Linked DNA regions of Homo sapiens: region 2 is linked to region 1. A link is a loop called in an ENCODE intact Hi-C map of the cell type or tissue named here. Cell type or tissue: heart right ventricle. All regions are shown on one strand. Each heading gives the region's core, and the rest is flanking DNA. Links, peaks and the distances in the headings are about the cores only.

Region 1 (8,013 bases), core at 1,227-6,226:
GCCCTGGACTCCTGTGGGATAATGTAGTGGGTGAAAAAATTGGTAGTGAAGTCCTCGGATATGGGGATGCACTTGGAAGTCTTGGGAACAAGGAAGAGAGACATCCTGTGGTGGTGATTTTTAGATCCAACACCCAGGGGCTTGGGTGCCTTTGGGGGGATTAGTAGAAGAGATCGACACATTGAGGGAGGTTCAGGATAACTGTCTGAAAATGAGAGATTTTTATTGCTTATACTGATGTCCCAATAGGGTCTGTATGTGCTTCAAATAGGTAGAAAAGAATGAAGTCCGAGCCTGAAGATAACAATATCAGTCAGAATTTTAGGATTGTGAATACCTGTCCACAGAAATAGCTGGGCCCTGAGCCTCTGCTGATGATGTAGGAATGGAGGCAGTTAATAAGCTTTAAAGTCATAGGGTCTCAGGGCTAGGGTATGGTGAGGACACTTTGCCACCCCTAAGGTTCAAAGCCTCTTGGACTGGAGGAGGTTGTTAACAGATATTCTAGGCAGAAAAGCTGTGTCAGGTTGTGGTGTATGAAGAGGGAGAATTTGACACCAAATGGTCAGCTGGCCATCTGCTCACCTGTTCCCCTGTGCTCCCTACTCCCACAGGGTCTGCTTACAGAACAAGGCACAGCAAGGAGGCAAGACACAAGCAAGAAATGTGCTTGATGTTACCCACTGCAGTCCTTCTTCCACTCTGGAGGATTCTGAAGACTCAGAAGAGGGACAGGCAATGGATTCAGTCTAAACCCCAGGACCAGGACACTGCCTCAGCTTCGAAGCCTGGATGCAATGCTCCAGGGTATAACCACTGCCCAGAAGCACAGCTAGTACAAGCTGCAGCCTCAATCCAGGCAAGGAGCCAACTCCAACAGGTCAGGCTCCAAGGGATGAAGACTGAAAACATGAATGTGTTGTGCCACTAACTCTAGCGTTTGCTTTTCCTTGTGTTTTTGCATGCATTGTAGACCTTGGCATCAGCATTTGGCTAGCTTTAAGACAGAAACTGAGAAGCCTTTTGTGTTTTATGCGTCAACTTGACTGGGTCACAGCATGCCCAAATATTTGGTTAAACACGATTTCTAGGTGCATCTGTGAGGATTTTCTGGACGAGACTAATATTTGAATTTGAATCAGTGGACTAAGTAAGGCAGACTGCCCTCCCCAGTGTGGGTGGCCCTCATCCTTCTCTCTGCCTGACACTCTTCTAGCTGGAACATTTGTCTTCTCCTACCCTCGGACTCAGACTATGACTGGAATTGATATCATTGACTCTCCTAGTTCTTCAGACTCAGATTGCTCTCCCGGGACTTCTCAGCTTCCAAATCACATGAACCAATTCATTATAGGAAATTTTTTTATATATCCTATTAATTCTGTTTCTCTGGAGAACCCTGATTAATACAGATTTATTTTCCTACACTCCAGTAACTCTCCACTACTCCCTCCCTCAACCCCTGGTAACTATCCTACTTTCTGTCTCTATAAATTTGACTATTCTCAGTACCTCATATAAGAGGAATCATGCAGTATTTGTCCTTTTGTGACTGGCTTATTTCATTAGCATAATGTTTTCAAGGTTTATTCATGTTGTAGCATGTATCCAAATTTAATTCCTTTTTGAGGCTGAATGATACTCCATTGTATGTATATACCATATTTTGTTCATTCATCCATTGATAAACATGTTGTTCCCACATCTTGGCTATTAGGAATAATGTTGCTGTGAACATGAGTGTACAAATATCTGAGTCCTTGCCTTTTTTTTTTTTTTTTGGACACAGAGTCTCTCTCTGTTGCCCAGACTGGAGTAAAGTGGTGTGATTCTCGGCTCACGGCAACCTCTGCCTCCTGGGTTCAAGTGATTCTCGTGCCTCAGCCTCCCCAGTAGCTGGGATTACAGGCGTGTGCCACCATGCCTGGCTAATTTTTTGTATTTTTAATAGAGATGGGATTCGTCATGTTGCCTAGGCTGGTCTCAAACTCCTGAGCTCAGGCAATTTGCCCACCTCGGCCTCCTAAGGTGCTAGGATTACAGGCGTGAGCCACCATGCCTGGATCATTGCTTTTCATTATTTTGGGTATATACCTAGAAGTGGGATTGCTGGATCATATGGTCATTCTGATTTTTTGAGGAACCATCATACTGTTCTCCACAGTGTCTGATGACCTACAGTTTTGAGCTTAGCCTTTCTAAAATAGTGGGGAAAAAAATGAAAAGAAAACAACTAGAAGTGGAAGTAATTTGTCCTTCATTAAGCCAGATATACACATCCTGATTCAAGCTTGAAAACAATATCACCTCCTTCGCTGATATGTAAGTACCTTTTTATAATTTAAATTTTAAGTTATGATTAATTAGAAACTTAAAATGTATAGTCTGTATATGCACTGGATGTCCACAAAGTGACCCTTGGTTGCTAAATCTTTGAGAAAGGCTGAGTAGACACTGAACGAATGTATATCCAACTTACTTGTCAACTCCTCCAAGAACATTCCTTACCCCCTGACCCAAGACATGCTTTCTATGAGCTCCAACAGTGCCCCTAGTCTTCAACAGCTACCACATCTGTGCTCGTCACACTCTTGTCCTTCTCCTAGTCTCAACTGTGAGCCATGGATGGCAGAGGCCGGTTTTTACCCTTCAGGTCTCCAGTTAGGCCTGTGATGGTTCTAGGGTTTTGTTTAGGCTGCGAGTCTGATTGGGGCTAGGACAAAGGGTCAAATTCAGGATGAAAATCAGCCTGGCCAAGAGCAGTGGATACATAGCCCCCATCATCCCACTTCTCAGATGCTCCTAGAACTCCAGCCCGGGATCCTTTATCCTCTGTATACTCCACCTTCTCCCCATACAAGACCCTCTGCAGAGAGCAGGCACAAGGAGCAGATAAATGATGGTCGATGCTGCCTGTCAATTCAGATGGGCCTGGCATAACGGTTAACTAATGGGTTTCTTGTTTGATTGATAGGTTCTCTCAAAACTAAAGGAGTTAAATTTCTTTAATAGCAATACATGCTCATTGTTAAAAACTCATATCAACTGAATTTCCCTTGAACACTATTAACATTTAGTGTATTATCCTTTCACATTTGTATAGATATTTAGAAAAATGGAGTGTAGTATATACGTTTATATATTTTTGCTTAGCAGTACATCATAGACATCTATTTCATTATATTCAAATGGCTCAATAATATTCCCCTGTGTAGCTGTACCATAATCTAGCCAAACTCCTATGTGGGGGCCTGGTTTGTATTTGATTTTTCAGTAATATAAACAATGCTGAGATAAACCTCTATCAGCTAGATTATTTCTATTGACTGATTTTAATACATGATTGGAATTTTAACCACAAGGGGGAAGCAGGCAACCATGGGAAGACAGGCTAAGATTTAGGATAAAGAAAAAGAGGCTGGGTGCAGTGGCTCATGCCTGTAATCCCAGCGCTTTGGGAGGGTGAGGCAGGAGGACAGCTCAAGCCTAGGAGTTTGAGGTTACACAAAGCTATAATCACACTACTGCACTCCAGCCTGGGTGACAGAGCAAAACCCTCTCTCTCAAAAAAAAAAAAAAAAAAAAAAAACGATTTAGAAAGTTATCTCACATACATAAGCTTACCCCAACCTTGTGAGCAGGTAGTAGCATTAGTATTAGCCTCATTTTTTGGAGGCAAAGCTGATGATTTCATTATCAGGCGCTCTTCTGTATTTCCAAATAAATTGACAGCAGTACAACATTCTGCCTACATTCAGTTCAAGTCCAGGTGCTGTGCTGGGGACACTATGAGGCATGCAGAAATAAAGAAGACAATCCCTGCCCCTCAGGGGGTCATTATCAGGTGTGAGGACAGACACACCTAAATAACCAAGTGCCCACTGTAACAGACAGGAGAGCCCAGGAAGGTAGGAAATTCACTTCGATAGTGAGGCTGGGCACAGTTTTATGGAAGGGGTATGCTGACAATAAGAGGTAAGGTGTATTTAGCCTTTACTCTGTGCATGGCACTGTGCTAAGTGCTTTACCTGCATAATCTCATTAAAACTTCCCCACAGGCCAGGCACCGTGGTTTATGCCTGTAATCCCAGCACTTTGGGAGGCCAAAACAAGAGGATTGCTTAAGCCCAGGAGTTTGCAACCAGCCTGGGCAACATAGCAGGGCCCTGTCTCTTAAAAACAAACCAACCAACCAACAAACAAACCAACAAACAAATCCCCATAGACCTGGAAGGTATCCTACCCTTTTTTACAGAGAAGAAAACTGATGGTCAGAGAGGTTAAGAAACCAGCTACCGTGGCACAACACTGGAACGCGCGTCCTTAATGTGAATTCAGGAGGCCCTACAAGGGTTGGTAGACTTTCAACAGGCAGGGCTGGGAGAGAGACTTCTAAGAGAGGAAACACAGAAACGAAGCCTTAGAGGCAAGAAATACAGGCACGTCTGGGAATGGCAAGGGGATCAGCGTGCCTGGGGTGTGAAAAAGGAGGAATCTGAAGAGATCAAAACTAGAGAAAGAAAACTGAGTCAGAGTGGTGAAGACTGTGAGTAGCAAGGCAAGGAGATCCCGCTGTATTTTGTATTCAGGTGAAACCAACTGAAGATAATGACATCATGTGTGCTTTATGAGGATTAATTTGGTGCATTGCCTAAGAGAACAAGGAGACTAGTTAGGGGCTTGTTAAAATAGTCCTGGCCAAAGATAACTAGCGAAGGAATGAGAACCAGAAGACATTACAGAGATAAAATCCACAAGATCTTATTAGATGCTGGGGAAAGAGGAAAGAATTGTGATTAAGATTTTCATGTTTGGGCAACCAGGAGAATGTGAGTGTGTACACCAGGAGAGGGGCTGGACAGAAGGGAGAGGCGAGTTCACTTTTCTTTTATGAGCTGGAAGGACCACAGGGACCTTTGAGTGGAGATGTTTAGAGGAGAGTTAGAAACAGGAAGCTGGTGATTTAGACATAGTACCTGAGAATCAGAAGAAACCCAGGGCCGGGTGTGGTGTCTCACGCCTGTAATCCTAGCACTTTGGGAGGCCAAGATGGGAGGGCTGCTTGAGGCCAGGAGTTCAAGACCAGCCTGGTCAACATAGTAAGACCCTCTCTATATAGAATAAAATAAAATTTAAAAAAAGAAGAAGGCTGGGTGCAGTGGCTCACACCTGTAATCCCAGCACTTTAGGAGGCCGAGGCGGTGGATCACCTGAGGTCAGGAGTTCAAGACCAGCCTGATCAACGTGGTGAAACCCCGTCTCTACTAAAAATACAAAAATTAGCTGGGTGTAGTGGCAGGTGTCTGTAATCCCACCTACTCAGGAGGCTGAGGCAGGAGAATCACTTGAACCCAAGAGACAGTGAGCCAAGATTGCGCCATTGCATTCCAACCTGGGTGACAGAACGAGACTCTGTCTCAAAAAAATAAAAAATAAATAAAAAGAAGAAGAAATGACCAAGGGAGCTGGCCAGGGAAAAACCTACACTTAAGATTCAGCAAGGCATGTTAGACCCTGATAACCTGCAATTCCACAGCCAGGTTTCTATCCCAGAGAAACAAAATCACACGTGCACAAGAGAGCGTATGAAAGTTCACAGCAGCATTGTCTGTCTTGGTGAAAGCCTGGGTCAGGGAGGAGCAGGCAAATAAACCATTAAACATCCACATTGTGCAATAGTTACCAATTAAGTAGATCAAAGGTATTGACATGGACAGATCTTCAGAACATACAGTGGATGAGAAAAACAACATGTAGTGCAATAATAATGTATAAAACATTACTTATGAAAAAAGAAGAAAAGCCAAACAATCCTGTCACATATATATTTTAAATGATGTATGTGTAGGCATAGAGAAAATTCTGGAAAGCTAAATCCATGCTAATTGTGATAAAGGGGAGGAGTTGGGACAAACATGAAGAGCAGAAGGGGTTAAATGGGGTTTTAGCATAGTTGTCAGGTTTTAATTTTATAAGAAAAATGTAATCATCTGTTACTTATGTGAATAAAAATTCTCAAAATATTTTTAAAAAGAAAGATTCAATGGGAAGAGGAAGCAATGGAATAGACAGGAATACATTCCTAGACTCTAGGTAGGACACTGTTACTGGGAACACTGGGAGAAGTTTCTGGAATGCAAGGTGGAAAAAGGATCCACTGCACTCAGCAACGCTGCAGAGACAGCAGCCAGCAGGATGAGTCCTGTGAGCTCAGCTGGTTGTCAACACCTTTCACTTACAGCCACTAGCTCCTGTGTCCTTGAAAAGTCGCCATGTCCCACCACTGCCCTTGAATGAGATGGAGACTTTCTGTTCTTTTTTGAGTTGTAAACATCCAAAAGCATTTCATCAATTTCTTGTATTTAGACATTCCCTTCCTTTCCCAGAAATTCCACAGTGATATTCTCAGTGTTCTCTTTCCAGTCCTTCAAGCTGTGTATGAAATCTACTTCTTCCCAGTCCAGCTCCAGCAAATACCTGCCTCCTCTCTTGTTCTCCATTCAAAAAACTTCCAATTTGAGGTCATTTTTAAGAGCATTACTGTGGTGGTGGCGGTGGTGGAGTTTATAGAATTTCTCATGGGACCCACAGCATGGATGTGGCTAACACTGACTGAGCACACAAAGGTGCAGGCACTGTGCTAACTTCATAGGAAGTATCTCGGTTAATCCTTTCAGCAACCCCAGTAGGTCAGTACTATTATAACCTCCAAGGTCTTTCTTTCACAGCTGGGACTTAGTGTGGCTGAGCGACCTAAGGAGGTAAGTGGCAGTAAGCTTGTGGTGGGTGACTCTGTGTTTGTCTCACTATGTGAGTTTGTCCTAAGTGATCAATAGGGGTGGGGACTGGACTAGAAACAAGGTCTCAGGTATGCAGGGGTGTTCAGTTTACCAAATGCCTTTATGACCATTAATTCATTTGATGTCACCACAGTGCTTTAATGACATGGGTCATTAGGGAAAATAATGAGATGAGTCAAGCTTTGTAATTCCCTTAAAGTGGTCAAGTCTGGGTTAAGGGCTTTTAGGGCACATTAACTCACTATGTCGTCTTGAGCAACTCTGCAAGGGGTGGGAGCAGAGGGGGCCCCCTTTGGCCCAGCTCTCTACAAATCATCTAGTTCCTAGCAGCCACTCCTCCTGGTCTGCAAATTCTTGGCGAGGCACCCTCCTGCTCTCCAAACCCACCCATTCCAGGCGATCCCTTAAGTGGCAGAGGAGCCAGGTTCCTGGGGTTAATAAGCAGGCTGTTTATAGCCAGCAGCAGTCACGGGACAGCCAGCTGGAAGGTCATGCCCCTTCTGAATGTTGAGGTTTCTCATAAACATTTCCCCAGTGAGCCTTCTGGGAGATGAGGATGACTCTGGGCCCATTGCCCTTGCTGGGGCAGAGCGCCAAGGCCCCATACTCACTTTCTTCTCCTTTCTCCCGAATCTGGCTCTCTTCCTCTTTCCTCCTTCCTCTCCTACTCTGCTGTCATTCCTTCCCTTTCTTCAGTGGAAAGAGGACACGTTTCACAGTAGACACACAGGATAACTCAACCTTCTGAGCCTCAGTTTCCTCCTGCGTAAATGGGGTAATAATGGGACCTTCATCTCAGGATGTAAGGGAAAGTGCTTAGCACTGTGTTAGGCACGCACAGTGGACATTTAAAACATATTGGTCATGTCTTTCCCCCTCCACCCTATCCTTTTGCCCTAATCCTGGCCACTGCCCTGTTTTCTTTCTATTTTCCTGCTCCAGCCCTGCTCCCATTTCCACCCTGGGCACTTCCACCCCACTGATTGTGCTGCTGCTGCCTGGGAGGGTAGACGAAGAAGCCAGGCTTCATTCAGAGGAGGGCTGACCACCGCAGGGCCCGCCTGGCCTTGGCACTTCCCCATGAGACCGCACCCTAGGCCTCTCTGCTTTTAGTAAATAGCCCATGGGAACAGGGGGTGGAGGGAGGATGTAGAATGGGAGAGGCCAAGACATTTTAACCTTTGGCTTCTATTTGCCCTTAATCTGGCTCTTC
Region 2 (8,013 bases), core at 1,006-6,005, 160 kb after region 1:
TGTTTTTCTTTTGAGATGAAGTCTCACTCTGTCGCCCAGACTGTAGTGCAGTGGCACTATCTCGACTCACCACAACCTCCGCCTCCCGGGTTCAAGCGATTCTTCTGCCTTAGGCTCCTGAGTAGCTGGGATTACAGGTGCGTGCCACCACACCTGGCTAATATTTGTATTTTTAGTAGAGATGGGTTTTCACCATGTTGATCAGGCTGGTCTCAAACTCCTGACCTCGTGATCCACCTCGGCTTCCCAAAGTGCTGGGATTATAGGCATGAGCCACCACGTCTGGCAGCAATGTATTTTCATACTTTCTCTAATAAATCTGCCTTTCTTTACCTACAACTGCCTTGGTAAATTCTTCTTACTGCCTGTACCGCCAGCCCCAAATAGTTGCTGATCACCCACGATGCTAAGGACCGAGTCTGAGACACTCTTATGTTACCATTTGGGGAGAGGCCGGACCCGGTGGCTCATGCCTGTAATTCCAGCACTTTGGGAGGCTGAGGTGGGTGGATCACTTGAGGCCAGGAGTTCAAGACCAGCCTGACCAACATAGTTAAACCCCATCTCTACTAAAAATACAAAAAGTTAGCTGGACGTGGTGGTGCATGCTGTAATCCCAGCTACTTGGGAGGCTGAGGCAGGAGAATCACTCCCAGGAGGTGGAGATTGCAGTGAGATGGCACCATTGCACTCCAGCCTGAGAGACAGAGTGAGACTCTCAAAAAATAAAATAAAAGAGTTGGGGAGAAGAAAAGAATTCAGCAAAGGTGACTGGGAAGGAGATTGTAGTAAGATGGGAGGAAACTACCCCAGGAGAATGTGGCAGCAAAGTGAAAAATAAGGGAGTGATCAGGTGTGTCAAATGCTGCTTTTAGGTAAAGTAGGACAAGGTCTACAAATCTATCATTGGGTTTAGCAATGTGAAAGCCAACTTATCTCTTGCTGTGAATTGCAGAATGTTGGGGGTAAAGGCCTGATGGGAACGGTGTAAGATAAAAAGCCTAAACTACTTATTCTGGGAGTTTTGCTGCGAAGGCCAGCAAGGGAATGAGGCAGTGTCTGGCAAGGGAATTGGTGTCAAGAGAAGGGCTTTTGTTTGATTTTTTTAAAGATTGAAGACATAACAGCATATTTGTATGCTGGTGGGAGTTATCATATAGAAGGTAAAAAAATTGATGGAGGAGAGAGAAGGGAGAATTCCTGCAGCAATGTTTGGAGACAGAATGGGCTGTAGTGTACAAATGTCAGGGCTATTTGTATTCTTAATTTGCAATAAAAGTAACTGAAATTTTTGATCTTTGCCCAAATTCAGCCCACGTGACTGAGGCAGGATTGAAAGCCAGATTCCCTTGACTGCAGAGCCCAGGGCCTTAATTCCTGAGCTACAGCAGCAAGTAGGAGTAAACACTAATATACTGCTCATTCTCTTTGAGCTAATCATCACTTACAGGAATCAATCCTAAGAAAATAATCTAAAATACAGAGGAAGCTGTAGGCCCAACACTGTTTTATTGTTGTTGTTGGAGACAGGGTCTCACTCTGTCACTCAGGCTGGACTGCAGTGGTGTGATCATGGCTCAACTGCAGCCTTGACCTCCCCAGGATCAGGTGATCCCCTCACCTCAGCCTCCCAAGTAGCTGAGACTACAGGTGTATGCCACCTGCCCAGCTAATTTTTGTATTTTTTGTAGAGATGGCGTGTCACCATCTTGCCTAGGCTGGTCTCCTATGCTCAAGCCATCCTCCTGCCTCAGCCTCCCAAAATGCTGGGATTACACCAGCATTGGTATAATGTGAGCCACCATGCCCAACTTTTTTTTTTTCATTCTTTTTTTTTTTTTGAGACAGGGTCTCATTCTGTCCCCCAGGCTGGAGCAGTAGCACAATCTCAGCTCACTTCGGCCTCAACCTCCTGGGCTCAAGCTATCCTGATGCTTCAGCCTACGGAGTAGCTGGGACTACAGGTGTGCACCACCACGTCCAGCTAATTTTTTTCATTTTTTGGTAGAGACGAGGTTTCACTGTCCAACACTGTATTTTTAAAATTGTTTTTTATTTCAATGGTTTTTGGGGAATAAGTAGTTTTTCATTACATGGATAAGTTCTTTAGTGGTAATTTCTGAGATTTTAGTGCACCTGTCACCCAAGCAGTGTACACTGTACCTAATGTGTAGTCTTTTATCTCTCCCCACTCACCCCAGAGTCCCCAAAGTCCATTACATATCATTATTATGTATTCATGTCCTCATAGCTTAGCTCCCACTTGTAAGTGAGAACATATGATATTTGGTTTTCCATTCCTGAGTTGCTTCACTTAGAATAATGGTCTCCAACTCCAATGCAGGTTGTTGTGAATGCCATTATTTCATTCCTTTTTATGGCTGAGTAGTATTCCACGGTGTATATATACCACATTTTCTTTTTTTTTTCTTTGAGATGGAGTCTTGCTGTGTTGCCCAGGCTGGAGTGCGGTGGCACAATCTTGGCTCACTGCAACCTCCGCCTCCCGGGTTCAAGTGATTCTCTTGCCTCAGCCTCTGAGTAGCTGGGAACAGGCACCTGCCACCACTCCCAGCTAATTTTTGTATTTTTTAATTAGAGGCAGGGTTTCACCTGTTGGCCAGGCTGGTCTCGAACTCCTGACCTCAGGTGATCCGCCTGCCTTGGCCTCCCAAAGTGCTGGGATTACAGGCGTGAGCCACCATTCCTGGCCCACATTTTCTTTATTTACTCGTTGATCGATGGACATTTAGACTGGTTCCATATTTTTGCAATTGCGAATTGTGCTGCTAGAAACGTGTGTGCAAGTGTCTTTTACATATAATGACTTGTTTTCCTCTAAGTAGATACCCATAGTGGGATTGCTGGATCAAGTGGTAGTTCTATTTTTAGTTCTTTAAGGAATCTCCATACTGTTTTCCATAGTGGTTGTACTAGTTTACCTTCCCCCACCAGCAGCAACACTGTATTTTTCAAGTGCAAAAGGGAAACAACCTACACATCCAGGAGCTGTGGAATTGCAAGCAAGCCGGGGTCACGCAGCCTTGCTTCCAGGTGGAAACAAACCCTGGAAGGAAGCATACATGGGTTGGAAACACGTGAAGATGACATCATCTTTTTGGCACTTCCCAGGCCCCTTCCTCTGTGGAGTGGCCTGTCTACAGGTGTCTGTAAAAGAGACGGCATGATGCTGTGATATGGGCTGGAACAATGGACTGAGATTCCAGATTTTCTCATGTCCCTTGTCAGGGCTGTAGTTTCTCTGATTATAGGAGAAGAAAGTTCAAGATCTCCCAGTTGCCCTCTGAGGAAGCTGGAAATGGTCAAATATTGCCACCTGCTGGCAAGTTCCAGCTCTGCCTGGCTTCCATCAGAAGAGGGTGTATGTTCCCAGAGACAGGTCTTACTTCAAGCTCACTAGAGGAAGGGGCCCCAAGGGATACTGTTCAAATGACTACCTGGAACACCCCCTTCCTCCACAAAAAGTCCCCTTAAGACCTCTCTCAGTGTCTGGAATTCCTCTATAACGGTTGAGGATTGTTTGTTTTTATACGAGAGAAAATAAGGAGATTCTAACGACTTGGCATGAAACAGATTATTTTCTACTATGAGGTCTCAGCAATGGGAGGCCGAGTTGTAGGATGGCAGGGGCCCCTGTGAGAAGCATAGGCCCGAAAACAGCTGAATTAGAAAAAGCAGGGTAGTACAGTGCTTTCCAGTACAGCCTTTACATTTAAAAGAAAATGAACGAAAAAGTCCCTGGGCTTCTGGGGTCCACCGTATTCTAGCTCAGTGACTGTGAACCATTTATTTATTTTTTTGTCTGAGTTTCTGTTAGCTTAGTTATAATAATGAGTATTATAAAAGTATCCACCTTGCAAGATTGTTATGGAATGCACTGATATGACAACAGATCATTTAGTAGCAACTAGCACATAATAATGAGAATAAATATAAGCATTACTACTACTATTAATTTAATGGATGAAGTCCTGGCCTGTTCATCATAAGAGGTGAGAGCTAGTTCTAGCTGGGTTCTATTACCTTGCTCTTGAGTTTTGTTTGTTTCTATATGTACAGAGAGGGGAATGAGAATGAATTATGTCTTAAGATTCTTTTTGTGTTCATACATGATGATTCTGAGTCTCTAACCATCTAAGAGTCCATTTCCCGGTTGAAGGGTCTGTTTCAAGATTCTATGACTCTGAGACCCTCTTTCTGGAATTCCAGAATTCTATAACTCACTCAGAATTCTACCGAAAGCTTCCATTTGCACAAGTTATTCCCTCTGCCTGGAATGAAAGTTCTTCCAAGCCTGGAAGAGGTTGCCTCACTAGCTCTTACTGCATATTTCGCCTTAAACAGCACTTCTCAAAAATTCCTTTTTAATTCATCCTCCAATGTTTTTTATTTTTATTTTATTCTGTTTCATTTTTTGTGAGACAGAGTCTCATTCTGTTGCCCAGTCTGGAGAGCAGTGGCATGATCAACCTCCATCTCCTGGGCTCAAACCATCCTCCTACCTCAGCCTCCTGAGGAGCTGGGACTATAGGCATATGCCACCACACCCAACTAATTTTTGTATTTTTTGTAGAGATGAGGTTTTGCCATGTTGCCCAGGATGGTCTTGACCTCAGGGGCTCAAATAATCTGCTTGCCTCACAAAGTGCTGGGATTATAGGTGTGAGTCACTGTGCCCAGCCCTCCACTGTCCTTTTTATTTATTTATTTAATTTTTGTTTCTTTATTTATTGGTAGAGATGGGGTTTTGCCATGTTGCCCAGGCTGGTCTTGAACTCCTGAGCTCAAGCTACCTGCCCGCCTCGTCCTCCCAAAGTGTTAGGATTACAGGCATGAGCCACCGCGCTCGGCATCTCGATGTTCCTTTACGCATCCCTTCCCATCGTCTGTCCTAAAATTCTGTTTTTTTCCATGATCATACAGATCTTAATTGGTAATTATATTTTTATTTATATGATTTTGGTTAATGCTTGTCTTCTTTACGTTCCCATTGCTTGGTAAAGTAGATAATAACTATTAGATGAATGAAAATTAAATGAATGAATGAATTCTACAATTCAAAGTTTCCATGAGTGTTTATTCCCAAGGTCTTCTATTTCAAACACTCCATACCACCTGCCCCACCTCAAGGTTGACACCTGAGAAGGGAGTGACCTTTCCAATTTCATAATGTTGCCTGGACCGTGTGTGCCCTGCCCGCTTGGTTTCCTACCCCTCCGTTATTGGCCTCTTTGGGATGCCTTGGATTAGAAGAGAAGGCTGAGCCATGTCTCTGCTATTGAAACCAGCCTGTATCAGCTATTCATTCACAGCATGTATTTGTCTAGTGCCCACAAAGTGCCAGGTGCTGTGCTAAGGTACTGGGGACAAAGCATGAGCAAAGCAGACCTGGTCCCAGCTTTTGGAGAGCTCAGAGCCTACGAGCCCAGAGACAGACATTCACGACTCAATTACACAAATTCCATAAAATTACAAACCATGATAAGTGCTGGGGGACGGAGAGGAACAGGGCGCTCTGAGAGCGTACAACAGTTCACAGTCTAGACCCAGGACCTTGGGCTCAAGGGCACAACGGGGCCTTGGGCGGGTCCTGCATGAGCGTTATCTGGGACACGTGGATACTCTTTTTGTGGAATCTCTGCCCTGGGAAACCATCAGCTAGAACTTGGGTTCAAGGTGGTGGCCTGCCAAGCTCCCAGCACTTTCCTTGAGATTCATAAGCCTGTGAGGCTGGAAGCTAAGCAATCACCTCTCAAAGCCCTTCCCCTCCTTTTCAGTGGACTTGGTCACTGAAAAGAGAATGGTAAAGCCCTGGAAGGCCAGAACTCTAGGCGCCCGACACCCTCCTTGAACAGGCCGGGAAACTGGGGCCTAATGAGAAGAGGCTGTGCAAGGTCACACAGCAAGGAGCAAAGCGATAACGAGAACCCAAGCTCCCCAGCGTCCCATTCTCTGCTGCTTTCTACCCTACCTCCCTAGTTCCAAGAATGGTCATTGATTTTATAGAGGGAATACTGTTTCAACCAGAACCTGGGAGGGTTTCCACTGGCTACAAGCAATAGTTAGGACATAGACAAAATTCTGCAGGAGAGCAAGAATCTTACAGCTACATTTGGAGAGGTTTGCCCTGTGGTGGTTACTTAGGACACAAACACACATGAGGGAAAATACATCAGGTGACATGTTTGGATTGAATAGCATTCTTTCATTTTCTTGAAGGAAAATGTAGCTATTTGAGCCTTGAAATGCTAGTTCTTGCATTTTGCAGTGTTGTTTCCAGTAGCAAAAAACTGAAACAATCTAAATTTCCTTTGGCAAAGGAATGGATAAACTGTGGTAAAGCTCAACCTTAGAGTACAATGCAGCATTTAAAAAATAATGAAGGTTGAGACCAGGAGCTTGAGACCAGCATGGGCAACAGCCTGGGCAACATAGTGAGACTCAGTTGCTCCAAAAAAAAAAAAAAAAAAAAAAAATCCAGGTCTGGTGGTGTGCACTTATGGTCCCAATACTCAGGAAGCTGAAGTGGGAGGATTGCTTGAACCCAGGAGATTGGGGCTGCAGTGAGCTGGGATTGCACCACTGTACTCCAGCCTGGGTAGCATGGTGAAACCCTGTTCAAAAAGAAAAAAAAAGGCAGGTGATCGGGGGGAACAAAGGTAGGTCTGTATAGGGCACTAAAGCACATTATTGAGTAAAAAAATGCAAATTTTAAAAAACATATATATAATATAAAGCCATTTACAGAAAAAAGAACTCATGAAAATACTGTATTTTTCTATAGATACACATATAGGTACATAAATGCAGAGAAAGGTCTGAAAGGAAACACACCAAGGCGCTAACCTCTGAGGAAAGGTGGGGATGGCCATGTGTGTTGGGAGGGGGCTGATGGGTTGGTCAAATGGAACTTAAACTTTATCTGTATTTTTCTGAGAGTGAATTTTATTTCTGTATTATTTAAGTGAGATTGTTTTCTAGAAATACCATACTTCAGCGCAAGTGCCAACAAACACTTTCTGTAACAATGTAGACAATGAATATTTTAGACTTGGTGGGCCGCACTGTCTCCGCCCCAACTCTTCCATTCTGCTGTTGTAGTGCAAAAACAGCCATAGATGGGACGTGCAGGAATGAGTGTGGCTGTGTTCCAATAAAACTTTATTTACACACATTGAAACCTGAATTTCATACAATTTTCACGTTACCAAATTTTAATTTTTTTTCAACTATTTAAAAATGTTAAAACCATTCTTAGCTCACAGGCTATGCGAAAGCAGACAACCAGCCAGATTCGGCCCACGGCTTTAAGGCCAGTTTAAGCCTCACCACCTTCCTAGCCCCACTCACCTATTTTGTCCTCTCATCTTCCTGTCCTTCAGCACCCCCATGACCTTCCTGTGACCTTCAATGGCCCCTCCAGCTGCCGTCCAGCCCTGTCTGTCTGCCCTTGGGGACCCTCTCCTCCTGGCTGCAGGACTGTTTTTTCCTGAGCAGGTCTCTAAATAGCTCCATTCGCCTTGGCAGGGGGAATCCAGAGAAAGGAATTTTGTTTGGAGTCATGAGAAGCCAGGACTCACCACTTTGATTTGCTTTTGAAATTAGGTCCCCTCCCCTCCCATGGACAGGGGTCCCTGGCCACTTCCCTGAGCATGCCCCAACAGTCTCTCTCCTGCATTCCCTGCTACCAACATTTGCGTCTTGGCTTCTGGTTGCTCCGCCATGGACCCCAGAGTTCTCTGCTTCTTGGCCTGTTGCCTGCTCATCTAGGTCATTTCAGGTATGGGCATCTTCCATCTCAGCAAATCTTTTTATTCCCCTGCAGTGTCCTGAGGCCCCTGTCTCTTCATTTCCCGGGAGCACTCCAGGCTGGAGTGCAGTGGTGCAATCACATTTCCCTGCAGGAGCAGAAGGAAGGGTGATGAGCACCGGAACCTTGATGTCAGGAGGCTGAGTTCCCCGCTCAGCTCCTTTGCTCACTGTGCTGCTTTG

Evidence for each region. A loop is a pair of places that touch in the nucleus more often than their neighbours do. Peaks named below come from ENCODE experiments on the same cell type or tissue, not always from the same donor. Only the 100,000 strongest peaks of a DNase experiment are listed, where the experiment ranks them.
Region 2: a loop joins it to region 1, with 8 times the contacts of the local background. A loop is called at or near these places in 40 of 110 quality-filtered maps.

Annotation. Positions count from the first base shown.
Region 1 is chr5:150,999,050-151,007,062 of GRCh38, forward strand. No RefSeq gene overlaps it. Among named protein-coding and RNA genes, the nearest start is that of GPX3, 18 kb to the right of the region's middle. In heart right ventricle, for the core only: a CTCF peak has its summit at 3,344 (motif pointing right); a DNase peak (open chromatin) is centred at 3,432; H3K27ac peaks cover 191 bases.
Region 2 is chr5:151,161,641-151,169,653 of GRCh38, forward strand. LOC107986463 (a long non-coding RNA gene) reads right to left here. Exons shown (of 3, transcript XR_001742936.2): 3 at 6,945-7,919. Among named protein-coding and RNA genes, the nearest start is that of ANXA6, 7.9 kb to the left of the region's middle. RefSeq lists an enhancer at 3,030-3,139. In heart right ventricle, for the core only: a CTCF peak has its summit at 3,342 (motif pointing left); a DNase peak (open chromatin) is centred at 3,341; H3K27ac peaks cover 684 bases.